Linked DNA regions of Homo sapiens: region 2 is linked to region 1. The links are chromatin loops, found by intact Hi-C in ENCODE. Cell type or tissue: endothelial cell of umbilical vein. All regions are shown on one strand.

The links. A loop is a pair of places that touch in the nucleus more often than their neighbours do. Peaks named below come from ENCODE experiments on the same cell type or tissue, not always from the same donor. Only the 100,000 strongest peaks of a DNase experiment are listed, where the experiment ranks them.
Region 2: it touches region 1 in a loop (5-fold over the local background); 2 of 110 quality-filtered maps call a loop at or near these places.

What each region holds. Positions count from the first base shown.
Region 1 is chr13:28,312,392-28,314,891 of GRCh38, forward strand. All of the region lies in intron 25 of FLT1 (fms related receptor tyrosine kinase 1), which reads right to left. LOC124903141 (a long non-coding RNA gene) reads left to right here and starts at 370. Exons shown (of 3, transcript XR_007063736.1): 1 at 370-456; 2 at 1,216-1,389. In endothelial cell of umbilical vein, a CTCF peak has its summit at 1,393 (motif pointing right); a DNase peak (open chromatin) is centred at 1,410.
Region 2 is chr13:28,675,973-28,678,472 of GRCh38, forward strand. POMP (proteasome maturation protein) reads left to right here. Exons shown (of 6, transcript NM_015932.6): 6 at 2,063-2,500. The coding sequence ends at 2,130. Among named protein-coding and RNA genes, the nearest start is that of POMP, 18 kb to the left of the region's middle. In endothelial cell of umbilical vein, no CTCF peak of the experiment used is centred here; no DNase peak of the experiment used is centred here.

The sequences.
Region 1 (2,500 bases):
CTGAGTTCTGTGAATGAAACACAGCAATTCGGAAAGGAAACCCCACCGCTCACTGCAGTTCAATGTGAAGTGGAGTACTCCTCCCCACACTTACAGAAGTAGGACGATGTCCTTAAAGTTAAAAAAAAAAAAAGTCATACAGCCATAAATATCAATGGCTGAATAGTTTGTAGTACTTATTTCATTCTCGAGTTGTAACAAAGGTTGGTTTGAGCTGGCTTCTTAAAAAGCATGTGGCATTTCCAAGTCCTCACACCTCCCTTTATGGGCTCAGCAGTGGAGACTGGTGGGGAAGGTCCTGCGTACATGACTTTGTCACTTCCAGAAGGTGAAGCCCACAGTGTGGAGTTTCCGGGGCTGTGAGCAAGGTTCCTGTGTGTAGCTGATCATTCTCCCCCAGCACTGCAAAGCCGCTGTTACAAACTGGCCTCCCACCACTCAAGGCACACAGCACAGGTTGGGCTCCTGGATAATGAAAACATTTGTCTTAATAGCACAGAGGTCAAATCTTGTCCTGGGATTCCAATGTCAACAGACTCCTCTGTGATTCTTCTCTTACATTTTATTTTTATTTTTATTTTTATTTTTATTTTTATTTTTATTTTGATGCAGAGTCTCACTCTGTCATCCAGGCTGGAGTGCAGTGCCATGATCTCAGCTTACTGCAACCTCCGGCTCCCAGGTTCAAGCGATCCTCCTGCCTTAGCCTCCTGAGTAGCTGGGATCACAGGCACCCACCACCACACCTGGTTAATTTTTGTATTTTTAGTAGAGATGGGGTTTTATCATGTTTTCCAGGCTGGTCTCGAACTCCTGGCCTCAATTGATTCACCAGCCTCGGCCTCCCAAAGTTCTGGGATTACAGGCGTGAGCCACTGCGCCCGGCCTCTTCTTTACATTTTAGATGTAAAGGTATCAGGCTCCTCTCTTGGTCATGTCTGCACGGAATCGAGGTCTGTACCTACCGCCCTCTCTGAAAAACACAGGCCAGAGGTCCATACACACACTGCATTAAGAATTGATTCTTCTTGAACCTTGTGCTCTTCAAGGGATGTTTATTATATGTTAACTCTTCTCTCAGAAGATGGTCTGGATGAGAAGGGACTCTGACTTACACTCAAACCTGAATGGGCTCCGAATTTGGCTCTGGGTGGGAATTGGGCTGTAAGCACTATGTGGGCTGGGCCTCATTTCCACACCTCTCGCCTACCACAGGGCAATAAATATCTGCTAAAAGAAGTCAGACTGGTCTCCGGGAAGAGATAACTCTGCTCCTTCTGTGAATTCTTCAGCTGTACTGCAGACATTACTTGTGCTGGGAGATGGCGGTTGCTGGGGAAAAAACCTGAGAAACCCTAGTTCATATCCTCCCTCTGACACTTCTTAGAGGTATGCCTTTAGGGGGCGCCAATGGCTCCAGATATCTCTTAAGTATATTTCTATTTTGTTTCAAAGTATATGAGGTGGCTGCCAAAGGCAGTAAGAATACAGGGAGGTAAAAAAAAAAAAAAAAAAAAAGAAGAATCCGGGTGTGGTGGCTCACACCTGTAGTCCCAATGCTTTGGGAGGCCATGGTGGGACAATCGTTTGAGGTCAGGAGTTCAAGATCGTCCTGGACAACATAGTGAGACTTTATCTCCACAAAAAAATACAAGAATTAGTCAAGCATGGTGATGCATGCCTGTAGTCCCTGTAGTACAGGAGGCTGAGGCGGGAGGATCACTTGAGCCTGGGAGGTTGAGGCTGGGCTCCAAAGAGAGGCCTTCAGGCAGAGGCTCTGGGCTCGTCTCCTCCTGCACCATCGTCTCCCCACAGGATCAAGCTGCTGTCTGGGAGATGCACCATCCTGAGCAGGACACTCCCTAGTTTCCCTGCTGACACTCGTAAACGGAACCATCTACAACCACTTGCTGTTTGTTACTTTTGACTCTTGGATTCCGATTTCTAGTTTCCACTCTTCTTGCCTAAAATCCAATGCAAATCATCTCAGCAAACATCAAATGAAAAGAAAAAAAAAATAAAAAAATTCATTGCTTATTCCCTTATTGAAAGACATCTGATTCAACAGTATCTGGGCCAGGAACCAACAACTCAATGTTACAAGATTTTGTACCACTAAGTAAATGGGTTTAGTAAAGTTATGAGACATTAGCTTGCATCCAAGCTGGGGATGAGGGGCCCCCAGAAAGTTTTCTTTCCAAGCTATCACCCAAGTTCCCAAATACACACCGCTTTAGGCCAAGTTCAGATCACAGAATCCCAGTTCTGAGAAGCTGCACTTGGTCCTCACCCAGCCCTTCCTACTGTTAGAACAAACAAGAAGGAAATTACTCCATCAGCTTTCACATGCTGGAGAAAATGGCTGAAGGTTTGAAGTCTGGCCTTCTGAGGAAATATTTCACAGAGCTTCTTACTTTTTAAAATTTCTAAAATCTCTCCCTCCTCAGAATTAAGGAACCATACCACTCTCTCTAGGTCACCTGAGGCACGGGAGCTACCT
Region 2 (2,500 bases), 360 kb after region 1:
CCAGTTACCTCCCTACAGGGCCACCTTCCGCACTGGGAATCACATGGCTTTGTTTTTTTTCTCTCTCTGTCACCCAGGCTGGAGTGCAGTGGCGCGATCTCTGCTCACTGCAAGCTCTGCCTCCCGGGTTCAAGCGATTCTCCTGCCTCAGACTCCTGAGTAGCTGGGACTACAGGCGCCCACCACCACGCCTGGCTAATTTTTTGTATTTTTACTAGAGATGGGGTTTCACCGTGTTAGCCAGGATGGTCTCGATCTCCTGACCTCGTGATCTGCCCACCTCGGCCTTCCAAAGTGCTGGGATTACAAGCGTGGGCCACCGCGCCTGGCCGGGAATCACATTTCCAACATGAGATTTGGAGGGGACAAACATCCAAACCATATCAACTACCTAATCTAAAGTAATCCCCGCTCTGTCACCCTGCCTTATATTAATTCTTTACATAACACTTATGTGATATTTTTCTTATTTATTATTTGTCCAACTTAAATATACGTGTCAGGAGAGCTGGAGATTTTTTTCTTGTTAACAGTTGTGTTCCCAGTACCTGATAGGGGGCTTGATCCATAGTTAAGGGTCATGTTGATCACATTCTTATCACCTTTGACACAAAACACAGTGTTAAGTCTATAATCAGAGAGTAGCTTGTTAATCTAAATACTGTGTAAAGACTGTGACAGTATTGGAGATGATGACTTTTTTGCCTGCTTATCAGTGAAGTACTTAGGCAAGTTAATTCTGTACATTTTACAAGATTAAGAAGGACGTATAAGGACACTAGTAGAATCAAAAATAGACTTTTTCTTAATGCTGGAAGGGGACTTTCATGTACTCTAATCCCCTAACTGGAAGATGAGTAAATGGAAGCTCACAGAGGCTCAGTCCTCACTCAGAGTCTCACGGCGAGCTTGTGGTACAACAGATGCAAAACCCGTCTCCACCAGTGCCTTGCTTACATGATATGCTGTCTTTTGGTGCAAGTGATTTATTTAATAAATGCATTTTATTAAAGAAGCTTTAAAAAGCAGGGTGTGGAGAAAAGTTTAGTTACATAAATGAGTATATTCTTTGTGCAAAAATTTGAAATATTACCATTGAAACTCAGATTTGCTGTAGTGACCCTCAATCCCATTTTTCTCGTTCCCTAATTACCGGCTGTTTTAGTTTGGTTTAGTCTGTCCTTCCAGACTGTTCTGCGTGTCTTTCTATGTAGTCAAAAATATTGCCTTTTTTTTTTTTAAGTTGAGGTTTTGAGTGCCTTTTATATACACAGCAGTTTATTAATCTCCAGTCTCTTAGGAGGTCCAGTGAGGAAACATCCACATTGTACTGAACTGTTCCTCTTGGTAGCCACCATTATTATGTGCAGGGTTATTCATTTTTACAAAGTGATTTTACGATTTAGTTCATTAGGTTTTTATTCTGTTTCTAGTCCTATGTTGAGTAGAGGACAAAGAAAAAGTCTCTGTCTTTAGGAAGCTTATGCTTGGTATTAATTTTAAAAGTTCTTTTAGGTGTATAATCACAGTTAAAATAAGGCTTTTGTCTGACTCATCTGTAAACACAAAAGTGATGATTTTTAAAGGTTTTCTTTCTTAAGAATTCTTACGTTTGTGTGGATACAACAGGTCAGAAGACAATACAGATAAAACATTTTTGTGAATTAAGAGATTGTTTCCCGTCCTGTGGGAAGCCACTAGAAAACTTAAGAACTTTGAAAAAAAAACTTTTGTCAATCTGTTTTTTCTTTTTAAATCCACTATTTTGAGATATTATTGACATACAATAAAGTACACCTATTTTTAAGTGTACAGTTCTGTGGGTTTTAATTAACATGGAACCTGGTCTCCTAAACAGAGGAGTAGAATGTTTTCATTGCCTCACAAAGTTCCCTTGGTCCCTTTTCAGTCAGTCACCCCACCCCAGCCCCAGGCAATCACTGGTTTGTTTTCTATAACTTTAGGTTAGTTTTGACTCTTCTGGATTCTTATGTAAGCAGAATCATTGAATGTATCTCTTTTTTGAGAGTCTTTTAAAATGTTTGTTTTTGTTTGCTTTCAGATCCATCACAAAGCGAAGTCATGGGAGAGCCACACTTGATGGTGGAATATAAACTTGGTTTACTGTAATAGTGTGCTGTTCATGGAAACCGAGGGCTGCATCTTGTTTATAGTCATCTTTGTACTGTAATTTGATGTACACAACATTAAAAGTACTGACACCTGAGAATTTCTGCTCAAGTAGTATCAGTGATCATTTAAAATTTGGAGGGGTCTTTGGTTTACAGCCATGTGACAATTAAAAGCACTAAAGGGAGATCATGTTAAAGCTCTTAATTTATATTAAAACAGTAGCCTTTGTCTTTAAAAAAGTTGTTGCTCATGAATATTATAAAATGATCTACAGGTTTCAATTCAACCTGTTTCTAGGTTTTTTTGTAAATTTAGTTTTGATTAAGCATTATAAGCATTTGAGTCTATAAACTTTATAGTAGCATCT